6 separate regions of the Homo sapiens genome follow, and all the other regions are linked to region 1. A link is a contact called in ENCODE Hi-C or POLR2A ChIA-PET data. All regions are on one chromosome and are shown on one strand. The core of a region is the stretch at or near the end of the contact, and the rest is flanking DNA. Distances in the headings are between cores, read along the strand shown. Region 1 overlaps LOC107985364 (a long non-coding RNA gene). Region 2 overlaps ARID4B (AT-rich interaction domain 4B). Region 3 overlaps TARBP1 (tRNA guanosine 2 -O-methyltransferase TARBP1). Region 4 has its middle 28 kb from the start of SNORA14B. Region 5 holds the start of TARBP1 (tRNA guanosine 2 -O-methyltransferase TARBP1). Region 6 has its middle 35 kb from the start of LINC01348.

Evidence for each region. A loop is a pair of places that touch in the nucleus more often than their neighbours do. ChIA-PET counts read pairs that join two places held with the same protein, here RNA polymerase II (POLR2A). Pooled maps may share reads with other maps.
Region 2: a pooled map shows a loop between it and region 1 (6-fold over the local background). The contact joins two enhancer-like sites. A Hi-C loop is called at or near these places in 3 of 50 pooled maps. POLR2A ChIA-PET finds 5 or more read pairs at or near these places in 3 of 52 experiments (B cell, MCF 10A and activated naive CD4-positive, alpha-beta T cell).
Region 3: a loop to region 1 is called in a map with no recorded cell type, with 11 times the contacts of the local background. The contact joins two enhancer-like sites. A Hi-C loop is called at or near these places in 1 of 37 single-sample maps with no recorded cell type and 6 of 50 pooled maps.
Region 4: a loop to region 1 is called in a pooled map, with 4 times the contacts of the local background. The contact joins two enhancer-like sites. A Hi-C loop is called at or near these places in 1 of 37 single-sample maps with no recorded cell type and 3 of 50 pooled maps. POLR2A ChIA-PET finds 5 or more read pairs at or near these places in 3 of 52 experiments (OCI-LY7 and activated T-cell).
Region 5: a loop to region 1 is called in a pooled map, with 4 times the contacts of the local background. The contact joins the promoter of TARBP1 here to the enhancer-like site in region 1. A Hi-C loop is called at or near these places in 1 of 168 maps with a recorded cell type or tissue (MCF 10A), 2 of 37 single-sample maps with no recorded cell type and 9 of 50 pooled maps. POLR2A ChIA-PET finds 5 or more read pairs at or near these places in 5 of 52 experiments (CD4-positive, alpha-beta T cell, CD8-positive, alpha-beta memory T cell, HEK293 and 2 more).
Region 6: a pooled map shows a loop between it and region 1 (5-fold over the local background). The contact joins two enhancer-like sites. A Hi-C loop is called at or near these places in 4 of 37 single-sample maps with no recorded cell type and 11 of 50 pooled maps. POLR2A ChIA-PET finds 5 or more read pairs at or near these places in 5 of 52 experiments (GM12878, T-cell, activated B cell and 2 more).

What each region holds. Positions count from the first base shown.
Region 1 is chr1:234,771,049-234,774,469 of GRCh38, reverse strand. LOC107985364 (a long non-coding RNA gene) reads right to left here. Exons shown (of 3, transcript XR_001738532.2): 2 at 342-501. Among named protein-coding and RNA genes, the nearest start is that of LINC02961, 13 kb to the right of the region's middle. RefSeq lists enhancers at 1,529-1,578, 1,599-1,768, 1,789-1,838, 1,859-2,078, 1,814-2,108 and 1 more. Within about 2 kb of position 1,614, at least 31 of the 41 ENCODE cell types and tissues checked have a DNase peak (open chromatin) inside an H3K27ac peak, as active enhancers do; they include CD4-positive, alpha-beta T cell, GM12878, OCI-LY7 and 1 more, where a contact is called at or near this core.
Region 2 is chr1:235,205,680-235,209,100 of GRCh38, reverse strand. All of the region lies in intron 17 of ARID4B (AT-rich interaction domain 4B), which reads left to right. Among named protein-coding and RNA genes, the nearest start is that of MIR4753, 17 kb to the right of the region's middle. Within about 2 kb of position 1,705, at least 2 of the 41 ENCODE cell types and tissues checked have a DNase peak (open chromatin) inside an H3K27ac peak, as active enhancers do.
Region 3 is chr1:234,399,555-234,402,975 of GRCh38, reverse strand. TARBP1 (tRNA guanosine 2 -O-methyltransferase TARBP1) reads left to right here. Exons shown (of 30, transcript NM_005646.4): 25 at 1,714-1,795. Among named protein-coding and RNA genes, the nearest start is that of COA6-AS1, 28 kb to the right of the region's middle. Within about 2 kb of position 2,020, at least 5 of the 41 ENCODE cell types and tissues checked have a DNase peak (open chromatin) inside an H3K27ac peak, as active enhancers do.
Region 4 is chr1:235,098,503-235,101,923 of GRCh38, reverse strand. No RefSeq gene overlaps it. Among named protein-coding and RNA genes, the nearest start is that of SNORA14B, 28 kb to the left of the region's middle. Within about 2 kb of position 1,603, at least 3 of the 41 ENCODE cell types and tissues checked have a DNase peak (open chromatin) inside an H3K27ac peak, as active enhancers do; they include OCI-LY7, where a contact is called at or near this core.
Region 5 is chr1:234,477,238-234,480,658 of GRCh38, reverse strand. TARBP1 (tRNA guanosine 2 -O-methyltransferase TARBP1) reads left to right here and starts at 1,480. Exons shown (of 30, transcript NM_005646.4): 1 at 1,480-2,486. The coding sequence starts at 1,556. RefSeq lists silencers at 1,364-1,553, 1,584-2,383.
Region 6 is chr1:235,033,475-235,036,895 of GRCh38, reverse strand. No RefSeq gene overlaps it. Among named protein-coding and RNA genes, the nearest start is that of LINC01348, 35 kb to the left of the region's middle. Within about 2 kb of position 1,580, at least 5 of the 41 ENCODE cell types and tissues checked have a DNase peak (open chromatin) inside an H3K27ac peak, as active enhancers do; they include GM12878, where a contact is called at or near this core.

The sequences.
Region 1 (3,421 bases), core at 365-2,864:
ATCAGCTGACCTTACAGTGGGAAGAGAAGCCTGAGTTCTCCAGGTGAGACCAATGTCCAGCATCCTGGCTGAGCCTGCTCCCTTTACAAACAAGGTTAGGATTTATAACTGCTTTCATGGTAACATCTGGCTCATTTCTCTCAAGTTCCCCCAACTCTTTTTTTTTTTTTAGTATACAAATCTTTATTCTAAAGTCATTTCATTTCGGCTCAATTCCTTCTCTCTCTCTTTCTACCTGTTTGTTTGGCCTTTGGAGATTGAGAATGAGAAGTAACAGGACTCATTACCCACAGCTAGTCACAAGAGGAGACAGAGGGAGAGTGAATGCAAAAGAAAGGTACCAGAGAGGCCACCTTGCTGGCTGTCAAGGTGGAGTAAAGAGGCCACAAGCCAAGGGGTGTAGGCGGCCTGGTCTCTTCTGCAGCTGCTTTTTAAAACTCTAGGACTTTCTTCCACCAACAAATTCTTTAGGTTTTATCAGAGTTAGGAGGCAGTTAGCATCTGCAACAATAGAAAGAATATGTATTATTTGGAATGCTTGTGTGGCTTATACAGCTCCCAACCAGTTCGGGAGTCTTAACACATTGTGCTAAAAGATGCTGAAGGCTGGGTTTCCACTTCCCAAACAATTTCATTCTCTAAGAAAACTGCCGATAAAGATAAAAAACATTACAGCCAAATGGAGTCTTGCCTGAATCCCAGGCCCTGCCACATCGACCGCTGGTTCTATCAGTGGCCAGTGTTCTGGAAACGCTTCCCCGACATCAAGGAAGCCGGATCCTCCCCACACAGTGATGGGTTCTAGGCCATTTTTGCTGCCTCGGTCTGGGAGCTCACCATCCTCAGAAGCTCCCAGCACCTGGAGATGTCTCGCATCCTGGCTGAGCCTGCTCCCTTTAGCAAACAAGGTCAGGATTTGTAACTGCTTTTGTGGCAACATCTGGCTTATTTCCCTCAAGTCCCCCTGCCACTTTTTTTTTTTTTTTTTGAGACAAGAGTCTTGCTCTGTCGCCCAGGCTGAAGTGCGGTGGCGCGATCTCCGCTCACTGCAAGCTCCGCCTCCCGGGCTCACGCCATTCTCCTGCCTCAGCCTCCCGAGTAGCTGGGACTACAGGCGCCCGCCACCACGCCCGGCTAATTTTTTTGTATTTTTAGTAGAGACGGGGTTTCACCGTGTTTGCCAGGATGGTCTTGATCTCCTGACCTCGTGATCCGCCCGCCTCGGCCTCCCAAAGTGCTGGGATTACAGGCGTGAGCCACAGCGCCCGGCTTCCCCCGCCCCCGCCACTCTTTATATATATATATATATCTTTCATCTATAGTCATTTCATTTCAGTTCAATTCATTCTCTCACTCTCTCTCTTTTTTTTTCTACTTGTTTGTTTGGCCTTTGGAGATGGGGAACAAGGAGTAAGAGGACTCATTACCCACAGCTAGTGACTTGGGTTAGAAGTGAAAGCACTTCTGCTGGGCCCTGACTTATTTATTTATTTTTGGCCACAGAGCCACAAGGCTCGGTCCCCAGTGAGCCGCCCGAGGACATCTTGTGGCACCATCTGTTCGCCCCCACCCACCCTCACCAACTGCCAGGCTCCGATTGTTGTTGGTGGTGGTGGTGTGTTTTTTTTTTTGTTTTTTTTTTTTAAGTTTTTGTTGATTTTATAAATTCTGTAGCTCTGTGTTTTTTAGACTCGGCTTGCTCGTGTCAACGCAAAACCAGGACAAGCAGAATAAACAAAGAGATGCTGGCAGAAGGCTGGGTGTGTCGCCTCAGGTCTACAGATGTGCTGGGGCCACACTGAGGAAGGCCCTCGTGTGCATGCAGGGCGCTGGCCGGAGCGCCTTAGGACGCATCTGAAAACTTCTCATTGCCTCAGGGTTTAAAATAGCCACACTTCCTGCTCCTCGGAGAGGGTATGCACAGAATGTGGGTGACTCACCGTCGGTGGTTTTCGATGTGTCTGTCATAAGGAGGTATCATCAAAAGCCCGGCCTGTTTCAGATGTTATTTTTTTCCACCCTCAGCCATGCGGTGCTGGGAGAGCAGAATGCCTAAACCCAGTGTTTGTTTTGAGCGCAGAAAGTGAAGACCAAATCAATTGTGCCGCAGCAAGTAAAAACTGAATGCGTGAGGGGGAAAAAACCTGCAAACAGTGTGAAGACTGAGTTTCAAGGTTCTTGTTTTCAAAAAGTTTAATTATATTTCAACTAAAGCCAAACTGTCAAAACATGGGAGAGTGATCTGCCTGCTTTGAAAATGCATTAGCCTTCTTATGTAAAAGCCAATAATTGATATCCAAGAGGAAACCAGAGCTGTGGGGGTCGGAGGAAGAAGGAAGACAGCCTCTTAGAACTGCTCAAACGACACTTCCCTATCAACTACGTGCAAAGCTTTAGATCCAGGTTTGTGAAGTGGGAAATTGGAGAGGGGAACAAAGGCAAAGCTAAAACCCTCTGTGAATGGCGAAGGTTTACAATATCAGGCCTGGTTTACGAGACATGTGGGGCCAGGGCACTGTGAATTAGAATTTACATAAGCGAGAACCTGGAAGAGATCCTCAAAATTCTCAACAACAGCTTTGTAAATAACAGCAGGCTGTGCCTTCTTCCCCCTGAGAAATGCTGGGGTGTGTCTGGGCTGCCCCCAGGGCCGGGCTAATGCCTGGGCCCTCTCTTTGCTTCCAGCCCAGCTGGTTTTCAGGTTATCTGGTTGTTGTTTTTTTTTTTTTCCAGACTCCACTCAGCCACTTCCTCCAAAAATGGACCGTCGGTGGTTAAGTCTTTGCCCTCTTCATCTCAGTTCCCATTCCTGCCTCTCCTTCAGTAATCTCCTAGAACTTTCTAGTTTCTAGCACAGAGATTCTTAATCGTGTTCTTTTGATGGCTGAGAAGTATGTGTATTCTTAAACCACTCTCAGATTAAATTAAGCTTGCACTACATAAAAAATATTGATGGAAGCCATATAACACATATTTGGGATAGAGCTAGAGCAGGCATCGAACAGATCATACCAGTTGGAATACGGTATCAAAGAGCTGGGAATTCCCGGCCTACAGCCTGGGTCCGGGAAGGCAGCCGCCATTTTCTTCCTTCTTGGGTCAAGCCACTAGCTTCTGGGAGGACCAGCCTCCTCCAGCGTCTCTGTCATTTCCCCTTGATTGCTGATCTTTGAAAACAAGCCCAGGTACCTATCATATGAATGCTGCTAGGCTTTAGAACCCTTTCTTCATCTACCCTGGTGACATGAGACAGCTATCTTTCTCCCAGTGTGGCTGATCCCCACAAATATACATTTCTTGTAGCCCAGTGTCGGGTAGAATGGACTTTCTGGTCTATGGTCTAGGACTCTCTGTTGACCTTGGAAAAGAGTTGCCAGATAAAATACCGGATGCCTAGTGAAATGAGAATTTCGGATAAACA
Region 2 (3,421 bases), core at 456-2,955, 430 kb before region 1:
TTTGTTTTCTACTGTTGTGATGAAAAAAAGTCATATTTTAACATGTTCACACCACATTTACTGGAAAGGGCTTGAACTCTTTAACCACAAATATTATAATACTCTTACAGAATTTTTCTGATGCAGTGACAGTATCTAAAACTATTGTCTAGCACTATATTACTTACTATGTCACCAAGCACTAGGCATGTTTGGAGTATGCTCATAAATTATTTTTTAAACTCTTCTAAAAATAACAATTTAGAAAAATACATAAAAGTAGAAAGATAAAATTATTGCTGGCCGGCCGGGCACGGTGGCTCACGCCTGTAATCCCAGCACTTTGGGAGGCCGAGGTGGGCGGATCACCTGAGGTTGGGAGTTCGAGACCAGTTCGAGACCAGCCTGACCAACATGAAGAAACCCCATCTCTACTAAAAAAAAACACAAAATTAGCCAGGCATGGAGGCACATGCCTATAATCCCAGCTACTAGGTAGGGTGAGGCAGGAGAATCGCTCGAACCTGGGAGACGGAGGTTGCGGTGAGCCGAGATTGCGCCATTGCACTCCAGCCTGGGCAACAAGAGCGAAACTCCATCTCAAAAAAATAGAAAAAAAATAATAATAAAATTACTAATATTATAGTGTGTTCTCTTTTAGTCTTTTAAAATGTCTCCCTACATTTAAAAAAAATTTAGTTCTGCTTAAGTAGTTTTTAATAGTAGGCTCTCTATTTAACTTTTCTTAGTGATGTTAATATTTTATAGAGAATCTTAGCATAATTATCTAATTGATCCCTTTCACTCTCAAGTTTCTAAGTCGTGTCGTAAATATGGGATTGATTTTTGAAAGTAAGGGTACACATTGAAATTAACATGCCGTAAACTAGTTGAGTGTGTTGGATTTCTTTGTTTAGTAACAACTGAGTGAAACTATCTAGACTAATTGGCATGGAATTTAAAATACATCAATATTTTGTAATAGTGTATCAATACTGATTGAATTTTCTCGCTCATTTCCAACTTGGCTTTCTGTAATCAAAGAGTTGCAAATTTAGTTAGAGAATAATTTTTTGTATGTTGAAGATCACCAGCTGCATTAATGGGAACCCAAAAGTAAAAGAGACACTGTAAAACTTCAGTTGTAAAACTCTTAAATAAGCCACAACAGTTCTAGTGCATGTTAACAGTTACAGAGAACTGAAAATAAGCTAAATTATGCTAAATATATTATTTGAAATTAAAAATGTGTTACATTTAAAAAATATTTTCGCCAAACAAATTAAATCCTCTTAGGAGGGAATGAGTTAGGGGATGAAAAAACCTGGTAAAAGGCTTTCACAAATGAGTAGGCTCAATCCTATTTTTTGCCATCATTCAGTTGCTTTTTATCACACTTTATTCCTTTATTTTCCAAACATAAGTTGAATACCCACTATGTGCCAAATACTGTGCTTGTCACCAAAGATACCAAGAAGTGGTCCTTATTAAGGAATTCATAATAATAATAAATTCTTTATTAAGGTATTGATCCTACCACCCCTTACCTCTTCACCCCAGTTAATGCACTCAGTCTTCCCTTGATATTGCTTACATTCCCTGGCATTATTATTATAATCACTTCTTTTGACTCAAGCTGTTCTTTTTCTCTCCTTTTGCTTTATAGTACTCATCTGACAAAACCACAAGAACCTTGATTAAATCTAACCCTCCAGCTCCTTGCCTGCACCTGTGCAGCCGATCGTGGTTGGAGTAAAGCAAGCAACCACAATGACTGTTCTTATTTTAAATTCATTACTGTGAACCTCAAGTGGGTCCTTAATTCTCTATGTCCTTCTTCCATTCACTTTCCTACTTTCTTAGAAGACTATTTCATACTGCTGCTTATGTCTTCACATCCCCAACATCTCTTCCCTATCCTCATTTTCAGCTGGTGACCTTGCTTTGTACCTACTGAGAGATAGAAACAAGAAAAACATTTCTACACACTTCATAAGATCTGCCTACCTAACTGCGTTTGCTGCCACATTCTCTGTGTTTTCATCTTTAGCCATAGATATACAGTCATGCTACTGTCTGAAGCCAGTCTTCATAAGCATCCCTTCTTGACTGATCAAAGACATGGCCCATTTTCTTGCTCTGTTCTGAGTCATTCCCACTACTTACAGATCTGTGGTTATTTGTCACATCTCAAGGAAAATCTTTTCTGGAGCCTGACTTCTACTGTGACATTTCTTCGCTCCATTTTCATTCAGCAGAACTGTTTGAAAGTTACCTACACTTGTTACTCAGTTTCTCTCCTTTTTCTGTGTAAATCCACTCTCATCAGCCTTTTGTTCACTGTGTCTCCACAACTGTGCTTACCAGGAACACTAGTGACCCTTTGTAGATAAATTCCTCCTGCTTTTCTTGCCCTCTTACGTACCTTATCAGTGGCTTTACAGTCAGTTGATCACTCCTTCCGTGATATGCTTTGCTTGGGCTCCAGCTGCTCCAGCTACAACCATTTTTCTTGTTTATTTTCCTTTTCTTCCTTTCTCAAAATTAAGAAACCACTCCTCAATTATCTTTTCTGTCTTCCTCATCTTTATGTGTTTTCTCCCTTCTAATTTTTCCCCTATTTCTTTCTGATATCCATTTAACATTTTTTTGGTTTCTGTTCCTATTTTTCCAATCCTAACTTGAGTCACAATTCTGATATTGAATTTTTCTAAATTATTTTTCCGAGCCAAAGGAATTTGATCTGGAATATAACTTTCACCTAGGACTCTGGGTAAATTCTTTCCCTTCAACTCTCCTCCCCCTCCTTTTCTTTTTTTCTTCATCGTTCAAGCTTTCTACATTAGGACTACGTTATGTATTATTACAAAAGTGAACTTAATTTTAAAATATGAAAAAAATTTCTGTTTCATATCTATTCTCCTAATATCCCTTACCACATCTAGAAAAGTATTCATTTGGCATATGATAAGTACTAAATGAATGTTGAACTAAATTGGACCTCCTGACAACAAAATGGAAGTAGAGCAGAAGGTAAAATCCAAATAAAAGCCACTGGTTTTTTAAAGTGATACCTATAATAGGGGATTGGGACAGATATGGCTTGACCCTCTCACTGGAGCTGCTTCTCACCTCATTTATATATAACTCTGTGTTTCACATTCTAAGGAACTGTCAAACTTTTCCACAGAGACGACACCGTTTTACATTCTCACCAGCAATGTGTTAGGGTTCCAGGTTCTCTGCAGCCTTGTCAACACTTGTTATTCTCTGTTTATCTCATTGTGCTTTTTTGATTTGCATTTTCCTAATGCAACATTTTTTCATGTACTTGAAATGTAGAGTTGAACATTTTTTCATGTACTTATTAGCCATTTGTATATCTTCTTTAGAGGAACGTCCCTTCAAGTTTTTGCCATTTTTGAATTGGTCAGTTGTTTTG
Region 3 (3,421 bases), core at 771-3,270, 370 kb after region 1:
CAAGGGCCTAAAGTACTGACTGGATTTATCAAGAGCCATTCGATAGCATAATTAGGGGATTGAAACCAAATTAAAATAGGTACAAGAGGGGGCCAGCTGCAGTGGCTCTCGCCTGTAATCCCAGCACTTTGCGAGGCCGAGGTGAGTGGATTGCTTGAGCCCAGGAGTTCAAGATCAGCCTGGGCAACATGGCAAAACCCCGTTCTCTATAAAAATAATAATAATAAAAAAAAGTTAGCGGGGTATGGTGGCATGCACCTGTAGTCCCAGCACCTCGGGAGGCTGAGGTGAGAGAATCACCTGAGCCCAAGAAGTTGAGGCTGCAGTGAGCGGAGATTGCACCACTGCACTCCAGCCTGGCAACCGAGTGAGACCCTGTCTCAAAAAAAAAACAAACAAACAAAGTCCAAATGTGGATAGGATGATACATTAACATATATTACATCAGAGTGGTAGGTTTACTGGTGTCTATAATTTTCTTTACCTGAATATTCGGAATATTTAAAATATTTCATGTCTTTAACTTTTCAAAAAATGGGTGATGAAGGTGAGACAGAGTCAACTTATTTAGAAAATTCTCTCAAAAAATAGTATATTAGAAAGTTCAACAGCTAGTGGTGGGGGTGCTGTCAAAAGAGGGCTTCTGTTTCATTTTTGGTAACATTAGTTGTTTTTAAGTGATACTCATAGTCAGGAAGTTGAACAGTGCAGAAAGGCATCGAATGAAAACGAGACAGTCTCCTTCCTTCTCCCACCAAAGGTGAAACTCCAGTAAACTTGCTTTTCTTTTAACAGCTACCTAATATTCCATTTGCCTTAGGATATCGCTTGAGTCCATTACTGATGGACACTTTAATAAGGTTTTGTTTTGTTTTTTAAGACTAGATACAAAAGCCCTTTTGAAAAGGCTGAAGGAAAGGCTAGAATAGAGAAGAGGGGAGATGCGGAAGTTGGGGGAGATAGGGCAAAACCCAGGGGAATGGGATCTGTTGCGGGGCAGGGTATTGCCCTTTGAAGAGAGACTCTTGACAGTGAAGGAGAAAAGAGGACAGGTGGGTAAGGAGGTGGCAGGAAGAAGAAAGATCTCTCACTCCTGTCTCCTGTGATGTGTGAGGCATGGCTGTCTGCTGATAGTGAGAGGGTTGGGGAGGGCATAGGAACTCCAGGGAGTGAAGAAGACACACTGGTCAGGGCAGGAGCGTGATCTTGCCAGAAAAATGTCTTGAAATTGCTGCTTAGTTTATGGGTTGATGATCATGAATTTTATCTGAAACCTGCCTGCCATATTGTATAACTTTTATCCCTACCTTTTTTGCCTTTTAAAACATAAACTTGACAACAGATGTTTTAAAAATTTAAACGCTGCTCATAGTAAATTTGTTTGGTTTGTGAAAGTAGGTACAACTTGGCTGCATGGTATGAGTCTTTGGAGTAGAAAAGGTGACTTTTATGTAATGGTTTTCTCTCCTGGAAAAAAGAGTTTTCTGCCAGACATAGGTTTAAGGTTCCATTTCAAAATGTGAAATTTATTAAGTGTCAGTTTTTAAAGTATGTATTGATCTTGGAGAGGTGTGTATAAATCTTAGGATAAAGTTCATAAAATTTTCTGTTCCTTCTCAACTCTGCAGCCACCCTTTAAGATACTGAATTGATTCTCCCCTCACCAGAGTTGTTTCATTTGTCTGTGGCTCATACCATATTTTTAATCCTTAGGAATGCCAAGAAGAATTGGCAACGCATTCAGGAGCATTTCTTTTTTGCAACATTTCACCCACTCAAGGATTATTGTCTAGAGGTGAGTAGAGAATATCATTTGTAAATTCTCTATTGTATCTTTAATCCTGATGCTTCCTTTCTGCTTTTGTTGAAGGGTTGTGATTAGGGTAAAGTTTTTTTCTTGCTTACAAACATCACCTTAACATTTTAAAGTTCTAAGTTTAACTTTGTCACTTTATGCAGATGACTTGCTTTCATTTCACTCTTAAGCAGTGAAAATTGGCTAGTCATTTTCACTTTCTATTTCTCAGGCAGTGTCTGGCTTGTAAACAATGGAAGGGAATATTTAACTCTAAACAGAAATCTGTTCTGACATTAAAAGGAAATGAGTGAGAACATTTGTGCAGGTGAGATTTCATTGTACTGAAGCCCATTGTTAATGAAAGAACAAAAAGATATACTTTTTTGTTAATGGCAATTTTTAGGTTCTGGGTAATGAGAATTGTATAGGAGATGATACATCACCTCACTGACTGTAACAAAATGTGCTTATATAATTTTAAGAACCATAAACATGCTTATTATGATTAACATGTAAATTAATTCAATATGTAAATCATTAGACATTGCATAAATTATGATACCTTCTCCCTTTTTCAACTGTAATTATAATGTGCTGCCCTTGAATTTAAATCACTGACCTAGGGCTTTTCCTCTGAAGAACTTATAAGTTATTGGTAACTTAAGCTGCTGTGCATAAGCAATTTTTTTGGTGGATTACTAAGATTATTGATAAACTGATCTGTAAAAAAGTATAGATCTATATATTGCAAGATATGCATCCTAGAACACTAATGTGTATTTTCTGCTGCTTCACTGCAAATATCATTTAGGATTTTTCAAAGATTTTAATATGCTCTGCTCTGTGTTCTTTAGCGCCCAGAATGCTTTGTCCGGCATCTTTCTGCAGGACTCCTCTAGTCACTCTAGTGTTAAGTCAACCTTTTTCTATTCAGTCTTCCAACAGGAGTAAGTCCTTTGCCTCCCTCCTGCCCTCCCTCATCCTTACCTTTGACCACCTCACTCTCATATGTTTTATGATTTATTCTCCAGTCATGAAATGAATTAAAGGTGTATGTGTAAATAAAATAATGGGGCTTAATTGTTCATAGGAACTGTATCTCTTCATGTATTTGTTTTTTTTTTGTTTTTATTTTATTATTATTATACTTTAAGTTTTAGGTTACATGTGCACAATGTGCAGGTTAGTTACATATGTATAAATGTGCCATGGTCGTGTGCTGCACCCACCAACTCGTCATCTAGCATTAGGTATATCTCCTAAAGCTATCCCTCCCCCCCTCCCCCCACCCCACAACAGTCCCCAGAGTGTAATGTTCCCCTTCCTGTGTCCGTGTGTTCTCATTGTTCAGTTTCCACCTATGAGTGAGAATATGCGGTGTTTGGTTTTTCGTTCTTGCGATAGTTTACTGAGAATGATGATTTCCAATTTCATCCATGTCCCTACAAAGGACATGAACTCATCATTTTTTATGGCCTCATAGTATTCCATGGTGTATATGTGCCACATTTTCTTAATCCAGTCTATCATTGTTGGACATTTGGGTTGGTTCCAAGTCTTTGCTATTGTGAATAGTGCCGCAATAAACATACGTGTGCATGTGTCTTTATAGCAGCATGATTT
Region 4 (3,421 bases), core at 354-2,853, 330 kb before region 1:
AAGAAAACTGAGGCTAAGGAAAACTGCTGTAATTAACCCAGAGTTTAGCGCTGAGCTTCCTGGTAGCCAAGGCAAAAGGGAAAGACTTGTTCACAAAATGCTAACCCACCAGGATTAAACAGGAAGAATCAACACCTCTGATAAAAAATTTCCTATGACTCCAAGGCTCAGGGCTGTTTTCTACTTCTGCTTTATTCTTTCCTTCTCAATCTTTCCTTTCTTTATTTTCTTTCCTTTCCTCCCTTTCCTCCCTTCCCTCCCTCCCTCCCTCCCTCTCCCCTTCCCTACCTCCGCCTCCCCCTCCCCTCCCCTCCCCTCCTCTCCCCTCCCTTCCCCTCCCCTCCTCTCCCCTCCCCTTCCCTTCCTTTTTTTGAGTTGCAGTTTCCCTCTTGTTATGATTTCAGCTCACTGCAACCTCCGCCACCTGGGTTCAAGTGATTCTCCTGCCTCAGCCTCCCAACTAGCTGGGATTTCAGGCATGCGCCACCATGCCCAGCTAATTTTGTGGGTTTTTTTTTTTTAGTAGAGACGGGGTTTCACCCTGTTGGTCAGGCTAGTCTGGAACTCCTGACCTCAAGTGATCCACCCACCTCAGCCTCCTAAAATGCCGGGATTACAGGCATGAGCCACTGCACCAGGCCCTCCTTCTCAATATTTCTTAGTTTTCATTTTTTTCCTTTCATAGACAATCTTCATTCCCTTTTTTTCTCATGTCACTGAGATGAGTCCTTATCCCATGTCTCTGTCTAGAGCCAATATGTGGCCTGTTGACCTCTCTTCACAGTTGGATGGGGAGCCATCAGAACTTCCAGGGTTTGGACTAGCTCTGTGAGAACACGCTATTAGATACTCCTGGAGGGAGGTGGTTAAACTTAAAGGAGGTTCAAAATTCATTGCCAGGACCGGGCGTGGTGGCTCACGCTTGTAATCTCAGCACTTTGGGAAGCTGAGGCAGGCGGATCACCTGAGGTCAGGAATTCGAGACCAGCCTGACCAATGTGGCGAAACCCCGTTTCTAATAAAAATACAAAAATTAGCCGGGTGTGGTGGCACATGCCTGTAATCCCAGCTACTCGGGAGGCTGAGGCAGGAGAATCGCTTGAATCGGGGAGGCGGAGGTTGCAGTAGCCAAGATCGCACCATTGCACTCCAGCCTGGGCAACAAGAGCAAAACTCCCTCTCAAAAAAAAAGAAAAAAAGAAAAAAAGAAAAAAAAAATTCATTGCTAGTGGAGGATCTGCCAGAAACAAGGCTCAAGAGACCTAGGGTTCAGTCCTGTTTCCCTTTCAAAGTCAGCCGCCCTCCCTGGACTCTTTAACTGAGAAAGGAATGAACTGGATCAGCTGTTGACCCCAACATTGCCACATGACTCTGCAAAACACCCATCACACTGTGGGAACGTGAAATTCTCACTAACGCCCATTTCACAGTGTCTTTTGCATCAAAAAGGTTTGCAGAGATTTTTCTTTCCAGATCACATAGTTTCTCACAGATCCTGAGTGTTTCACACTCAATTCTTTTTCCTGCGTTGACAACCAGAGGAAGCACATCTGCGCAAGGCCGCTGCAGGCCTGGGCTTGGGTCTCGGTTGCCAGAGCAACCAGCAGCTGCAGGTGTGCAGGGCCGGCCCGCAAGCCGCTTATTTGCCTGGCGGGGAGACCTGCTGACAGATGCTATGGCCGCTTGGGGAAAAGAACATGTTGAGCCGGTGATCCCTTCTCACCCACTCCGAGACTTTTAAGTTTACAAAGTAGCTACAGGGGATTGTCAATCCCCAAAAGTGGGAGGGAGAGGGGACCTTTTGGCCTTACTCCTGTTTGGGACATTTTCTTTCCTAGATTTTGTCCTATTTACACCTTTTTAATTGCCAGCATTTTTCTGGAAAAGCCAGAGAGGAGAATAATTTGACTGTGGGAAGGAAATTATTTGTAAACCTTCCTGTAGAATCTGTCCAGTCTCTCTTTGGTGTTACTCTTGTAGTCCGGATTTTCGTATTTTAATGTGGAGTTTTATAGTCTATTGAGTATCTCTCCTTTTTGCTACAGGAACGTGTACCAGTGGGCAGCAACCTGGGGGAGGCTGGTTAAAATGCAGATTCTGGGCTGGGCGCTGTGGCTCACGCCTGTAACCCCAGCATTTTGGGAGGCTGAGGTGGGCAGATCACCTGAAGTCAGGAGTTTGAGACCAGCCTGGCCAAGATGGTGAAACTCTGTCTCTACTAAAAATACAAAAATTAGCTGGGCATGATAGTATATGCCTGTGTAATCCCAGCTACTTGGGAGGCGGAGGCAGGAGAATTGCTTGAACCCAGAAGTGGGAGGCTGCAGTGAGCCAAGATCACACCACTGCACTCCAGCCTGGGCGACAGAGCAAGACTCCAAAAAAATGCAGATTCTAGGGCTCGGTCTCAGCATTACTGAGACAGTCTTGTGGGAGTGAGTCCAGAAATCTACATTCTAAATAAACAGGAGGTCATCTGATTTTTTTTTTTTTTTTTTTTTTAAGATGGAGTCTCTCTCTGTTTCCCAGGCTGTAGTACAGTGTTGTGATCTTGGCTCACTGCAACCTCCACCTCCTGGGTTCAAGCCATCCTTCCACTTCAGCCTTCCGAGCAGCTGGGATTATAGGCATGCGCCACCACACCTGCCTAATTTTTGTACTTTTAGTAGAGACGGGGTTTCGACATGTTGGCCAGGCTGGTCTCGGGTTCCTGACTTCAGGTGATCCACCTGCCTCGGCCTCCCACAGTGTTGGGAGCACAGGTGGGAGCCACCGGGCCTGGCCACTCATCTGATTTAGTTGGACCCAAGACCAAAGTTTAAAATCATGTTAAGAACTGGGTATATATTGGCCAGTAACCTCGGCATTTTAGGAGGCCAAGGTGAGAGGATCGCTTGAGGCCAGGGGTTTGAGATCAGCCTGGGCAACATAGAGAGACCTCATCTCTCTAAACAATTAAAATAATTAGCCAGGTTTGGTGGCATGAACCTGTAGTCCCAGCTATTTGGGAGGCTGAGACCAGAGGATCAATCGGGCTCAGGAGTTCCAGGCTGCAGTGAGCTAGGACTGCGCCACTGCACTCCAGCCTGGGTGACAGAGCAAGACTCTGTCTTAAAAGAAAACAAAAACAAAACAAAAACACAAACTGATGGAAAATGAAAGGAGAATGACACTAATATTGTTCACGCCACCAAGCTTTCCTGCCCACTCCTGCAGGTGGGCGCTTCCCTGGGCACATGTTTCTTGCCTGTCCGAAGTCCTTCTCCCTGACTTTGGGAATAGCACCCCAATTTAATTTTGGAGAGTCATCCATTCAGCCCCCACTCCACGTGGAGCCAGTGGTGGGAGGAAAATCACTGTGCCTGCAACCCACCCAAGCCAACTCCTCTGTCTCAGAGGTCATTCCTTCTCTTTTCTCCCC
Region 5 (3,421 bases), core at 231-2,730, 290 kb after region 1:
GCTTATCATTTGTGTATCTTCGTTTGTTAAGTGCTCAAGACATTTACCCATTTATATTTGTTAGATATATGTTGACAGAAACAATAGTTTTCTGCACATTTTATGTTGAAGGTAATTGATATTTACTGACATGTTAAAAGGGCTTAAAATAGAAACATTTATGCATTTTGTCAATGAAAAACGGAATGACTGAAATATGAAAAAAGTCTTGCCTGTGTAATGTCAGATAACCTTAAAGTCAGATAACTTTATATAAAAATAACTGTAAATTTAAATAACTAATTTTTGTCTTATCCATTATGTTATTATATGTCAAGCTCTTTGAAGTTGGGACCCTGTTTTCTCTATTGACTAAGAGGCAGATCTTTGTGTTTAGTAGCGAAGAAAACCCTATGTCACTGATCTAGTTTGTCTCAAATTGAGCCAGGAACCAAATCCACACCATGCATGCCGAGGTGAGGTTTTCTGTTTCTCTATTTAGCAATGGATGCTGTCAGAAATACAGAAAAGACAGACACAGGGACTATTTTTGAGTTTGCACATGGGAGCACATGCATTGTGCAGGAGGCTCTGCATCCTGGAGTCATCTTGGGCACTTGGCTGTGAGGGCTGGCGTGGGCATCTTGGTTTTAGCTGAATCCTAGCACATTGCTATAGGTACCTCTAAGGCAGGAGAATAGGGCCTGGAGGCAGGGAATCCAAAAACTCCCTAGAACCAAATCAGATAGAAACACTTCAGCTATGACAGGAAATATCCTCTTCATTTACATAGGGAGTACACCAAGTAAATAACTTTGTAACTTCATTTTATCCTCTTCAGTTACATAGTGTGTACACCAAGTAACCAATTGAAACCTCTATAGGTATTTAAACCCCAGAAAATTCTGTAACCAGCCCCCCTTGAGCGGCTTGCTTGGGTCTGCCCCCACCCTGTGGAGTGTACTTTTGCAATAAATCTCTGCTTTTGTGGCTTCATTCTGTCTTTGCTTTGTTTGTGCGCTTTGTCCAATTCTTGGACCTGGACACCCTCCACCGGTAACACTTCTCACTCCTGGCCTTACGTCTAAATCATTCTTGTGTTTTCATGACTTATTTTTAATGCAGATGTCCAGAACCAATTTCAGACCTACTGTGTCAGTCTCTTTGTGGATGGTGCCCATCATGCAACGTTTGGAAAATAATCTAAAGTGATTCTGCTGTGCACCTTCTGTGAACTGGTTTATGCTCACAGGCACGCCTGATTTAGGGTCCTGGGCAGACCAACCTCCAATCAGGAATCGATGAAGCTGGTGTAGATACTACATTAACTTTTAACGAAGGCCTCGTTTCTCCTAAAAATAAGAGACCAGGTGGGTTCTATCTAGGCAGGGTTGGTGGCAGGAACCCAAGGGAAGCTGAGCTGCACCAAGCCGGGCTGGGATCCCCCTCTCTGCGGCCGCGCGCCCGGCTCCGTCGGCGCACGCGCACGTAGGGGCCGGCCGGTCCTGTGCGCACGCATCGCACACGCCGGCGCCTTCCTTTGGGAGCCCGGGCCGGTGGCGCGGGCGCTCGGCAAATGGAGTGGGTGCTCGCGGAAGCGCTGCTCTCGCAGAGCCGGGACCCCCGGGCCCTGCTTGGGGCGCTGTGCCAAGGGGAGGCATCCGCGGAGCGCGTGGAGACGCTGCGCTTCCTTCTGCAGCGGCTCGAGGACGAGGAGGCGCGCGGCAGCGGGGGCGCAGGCGCGCTCCCGGAGGCGGCGCGCGAGGTGGCTGCAGGGTACCTCGTGCCACTGCTGCGGAGCCTGCGCGGACGCCCCGCGGGCGGCCCGGACCCCAGTCTGCAGCCTCGCCACCGCCGGCGCGTGCTGAGGGCGGCGGGCGCGGCCCTGCGCTCGTGCGTCCGCCTGGCCGGGCGTCCGCAGCTGGCGGCCGCGCTGGCTGAGGAGGCGCTGCGCGATCTGCTCGCCGGGTGGCGCGCGCCTGGCGCCGAGGCTGCCGTGGAAGTGCTAGCAGCCGTCGGGCCATGTTTGCGGCCCCGCGAGGACGGGCCGCTACTGGAGCGCGTGGCGGGGACCGCCGTCGCCCTGGCGCTGGGCGGGGGCGGGGACGGGGATGAGGCCGGGCCTGCCGAGGACGCGGCGGCGCTGGTGGCCGGGCGACTGCTGCCAGTGCTGGTCCAATGTGGCGGGGCGGCGCTGCGGGCCGTGTGGGGCGGGCTGGCCGCGCCTGGGGCGTCCCTGGGGTCCGGCCGCGTAGAGGAGAAGCTGCTGGTCCTGAGCGCCCTGGCCGAGAAGCTGTTGCCCGAGCCCGGCGGCGACCGCGCCCGCGGCGCGCGCGAGGCGGGCCCGGACGCCCGGCGCTGCTGGCGCTTCTGGAGGACGGTGCAGGCGGGGCTGGGCCAGGCGGACGCCCTGACGCGCAAGCGAGCGCGCTACCTGCTGCAGAGGGCGGTGGAGGTGTCGGCGGAGCTGGGGGCCGACTGCACCTGCGGGCCCCAGGAAGGAAACGGTACCTGCCTCTTTGCCCCCCAGCCTAGTGCTACCTACTTGGCTGCCCCAGAGGGGAGTCTTCCTGCTTCTAAAAACTAGCTTATCGGGGTCGTCACTCCGATCCATGCAGAATTTGGTTATTCCGCGTTGCTCCCCTAAAGCCTGAAAACCTTTGGAACCCCTTCTCGAGGGTGTTCTTTGAAGTCACAAATCACTGCGGTTGGGAACGTTCTAACCCAGAGCCGGTGGAATACAGCACCCCTGGAATAGTTTAGGAAGATAATGGAGCCCGTGCAAGATTTTACAGACCCAAATCTGCACTATATCATGGTAGATTCAACCCAATAGAAACGGTTGATATCTATCAAGTTGAAAGAAAAATTATTTGTTATTTATCTGTACTGACCAGTGAATTAGTGAATTGAGTGTTGAGTGTTAGAATTAAGCGTCATAGAGGCCATCACACTCTTCTGAAATTTCCCCTGGTAATTAGGAACAGGATTTACTAATATTTGTTAAACATGTTTCTTAAGTCGACCTTTTGAGTGTATTTTTGCCATTGATTTAATAGAATGAATCAGATTTTATTTTTTAACTGTTTGAGCTTTGCTCCCTACTATGTGCAAGAGTAATGAAACAGCAAGGCCTCCCTTCAAGTTGTTACGTTACTGTTGATTGGTTTGACTTCACTCATGTTAAATTTGGGTTTAAACTGTCAAGTACAAAGTAGATTGACTCAAAATTGTCTCAATAGAATATTTCTACTTTTTCAACGGTAGCTGACCATTTATTACAGGTAAAGGATTTTTGTTTGGCTGAAGTTATGAGGTTATATTTTCAAGTAATTTTAAAACATTAGAGAGTAAATATTTGAACAGTCCACAGATAGGTGTGATCATCCCTGAGAGTTTTCACTGGAAAACATTTTTTAAATCATCAAAAATTAAAACATTC
Region 6 (3,421 bases), core at 331-2,830, 260 kb before region 1:
CCTCTAGTCCTAATTACTTGCCAAAGGCCCAATCTCCAAATATTATCACATTGGAGATTAGGGCTTCAACATATGAATTTGGGGGGAACACAAACATTTGGTCCATAACACATATGAATAAATGAAATGAATGAAGACAGTAATACAAGAGATAGGAATGAGAGATTGGTATTATTTTGTTATTATATTTTATTTTTTTGAGACTGAGTCTTGTTCTGTTACTCAGGCTGGAGTGCAGTGGTGAGACCTCTGCTCACTGCAACCTCCACCTCCCAGGTTCAAGTGATTCTACTGCCTCAGCCTCCTGAGTAGCTGGGATTACAGGCACCTGCCACCATGCCCAGCTAATTTTTGTATTTTTAGTAGAGACAGGGTTTCACCATGTTGGTCAGGCTGGTCTTGAACTCCTGACCTCAGGAGATCTGCCAGCCTTGGCCTTCCAAAGTGATGGGATTACAGGCTTGGGCCACCGTGCCCGGCCTATTTTATTATTATAAAGCACTAGCATTACCCATGAAGTGGCATGGTGTTATTTGAAAGAAGACTTGGATTAGCTCTAAATGTACACTGCAAATTCTAGGGCAACCTCTAAAAAAAACTTTAAAAAATGATTATAACTGATATGTTAAGAAAGGAGGAAAAAATGCTCAATTAACCCTATCTCTGCAAAAAAAAAAAAAAAAATTAGCCAGGTGTGGTGGTGCATGCCTGGAGTCCCAGCCACTTGGGAGGCTGAGGTAGAAGGATTGCTTGAGCCAGTGAAGTCGAGGCTGCAGTGAGCCGTGATTGTGCCACTGCACTCCAGCCTGGGCAACACAGCAAGGCCCTATCTTGAAAAAAGAGAAAACTACAAAAGGCAGAAAATGAGTAGGAAACAAAAATAGGAATAAAGAACAAGGGCAATGGAAAGAAAATGGCAACAAATATCATAGATATTGACCCAACTATATCCATAATAACTTTAAGCATCAATGGTCTAAATACCTCAAGTAAAAGACAGAGATTGTCAGAGTGGATCAAAAAACAAGACCCAACTATATGTTGTCTACAAGAAATCCATTTTAAATATAATGATACATATAGGTTAAAAATAAAAGGGGCTGGTGGCAGTGGCTCACACCTGTAATCCCAAAACAATACAAAAATTAGCTGGGCGTGGTGGTATGTGCCTGTCATCCCAATTACTTGGGAGGCTGAGGTGGGAGGATCACTTGAGCTTGGGAAGTGGAGCCTACAGTGAGCCCAGATTGAGCCACTGCCCTCCAGCCTGGGTGACAGAGCCAGACTCGTCTCAAAAAAAAAAAAAATCTTAATTATTTAAAATTTCTGGTCTGATATTTCCACCGTCCCTGTCATCTGAATCTGGTTCTGATGCTTGCTTTGCCTTTCCAAATTGTGTGTGTGTGTGTGTGTGTGTGTGTGTGTGTGTGTGTGTGTGTGTTTTCTTTGCCTTTTACTATGACTTGTACTTTTTCTTGATAGCTGGACACGATGTACTGGCTGGAAGGAATTGTAATATAGTAATCTACCGAGTAGCTGGGATTACAGGCGCCTGCCACCACGCCCGGGAGCCCTTGAGGGCAGGCCTTGTTAAGAAGAACAGAATGCTCCAGCATATTTTAAAATGGTTCCTTTTCCTCCCCACTGCCATGAGTAGGTTTTTTTCTGTCTCAGTGTGAGAACCTGGTCAATCTCAAGGAGGTCAAAGTCATAAAAGTGTGGGTCCTCCTCTATGACTGGGTCCCCTTGGAGTTTTGAACTCTTAGGCTAGTCCACACAGAGCTCCCAGAAATCGGTCGATTGTAGCTTAGATTTCTCTGCTGTGGTACTGGTTTCTGTGGAAGTTTCTGCTCATGGGTTTCTGGTTTGGTAGGTTGTGATTCTCTGTATTTGCATATCTGTCTCTTCAACTCTGGGGACAGTGATTTGCCATGTGACCTCACTTCTCTGATGGACTTCAGAAGAGTTGTTGATTTTTCAGTCTGTTCAGCTTTTCACTTGTTGTTAGGATGGGGTGATGACTTCCAAGCTCCTTAAATGCCAGACGGGAAACCAAACAATTGAGAAGTTTTAAATAGATGTCTTTTTAATCAGATTAAGGAATTTTTCGGCTGGGCACAGTGGCTCATGCCTGTAATCCCAGCACTTCGGGAGGCCGAGACAGTCGGATCATTTGAGACCAGGAGTTTGAGACCAGCCTGGCCAACACAGCAAAACCCCATCTCTACTAAAAATACAAAAATTAGCCGGACATGGTGGTACAAGTCTGTAATCCCAGCTACTCGGGAGGCTGAGGTACAAGAATCCCTTGAACCAGGAAGGTGGAGGTTGCAGTGAGTTGAGATTGTGCCACTGTATTTCAGCCTGGGCGACAGAGCCAGACTCCATCTCAAAAAAAAAAAAAAAAAAAAAAAAAAAGAGAGAGAGATTAAGGAAATTTCCTTTTACTTCTGATTTGTTAATAGTTAGGAAACTTTTTAAAAATCATAAATGGGTGTGGAATTTTATAAAATGCTTTTTCTGCATCTATGGAGAGGATAATAAGATTTTTCTCCTTTAACATTTAATATCAGTGGATTTTAAAATATAAAATCAGTCTTGAATTCCTGAGATAAACTCAACTTTGTTGTGTTGTGTTTTGCTTTTATTTATTTTTTATTTTTTTTTGAGACAAAGTCTCACTCTGTCACCCAGGTTGGAGTGCAGTGGCGTGATCTCGGCTCATCGCAACCTCCTCCTCTCAGGTTCAAGTGATTCTCCTGCCTCAGCGTCTCGAGTAGCTAGGACTACAGTTGCCTGCCACCATGCCCAACTGATTTTTGTATTTTTAGTAGAGATGGGGGTTTCACCGTGTTGGCTAGGTTGGTCTCGAACTCTTGACCTCAGGTGATCCGCCCGCTTTGGCCTCCTAAAGTGCTGGGATTACAGGTGTGAGCCACCGTGCCCGGTTGTTTTATTTTTTAAAAAATATGCTATCGCAAGAAAAAAAAATATGTGGTTGGATTTGGTTTGCTAATATTTGCTTGGGAGTTTTTGCATATTTATTCATGAATTAAATGGGCTTAGAATTTTAAATTCTCAAATTTTTCTTGTTTAGGTTTTGTTGTCAAAATCACACTGGCCTCATAACCGTGGAGTTGTTGAGTTGTTCCTCATTTTCTATTTCTTGGTACATTTTTAAAAATATTTCTTTGTTCCTTAAGTTTATTAGGATTCTCCTGTAAACTGTTTTGGCCTAGTGTTCTCTTTACTAGAAAATTTAGACTACTGGCCTAATCCATATTTCTTTTTATTTTGTAATCAGTTTTAAAAACCAATTTTTCTAAGAATGTATACATTTTCAATGTTATTAGCACAAAGCTGTTGAAGTACTCTCTTATCCGTCTAATCTCTGCTGTATTTATAGGTATCAGTTCCTTTT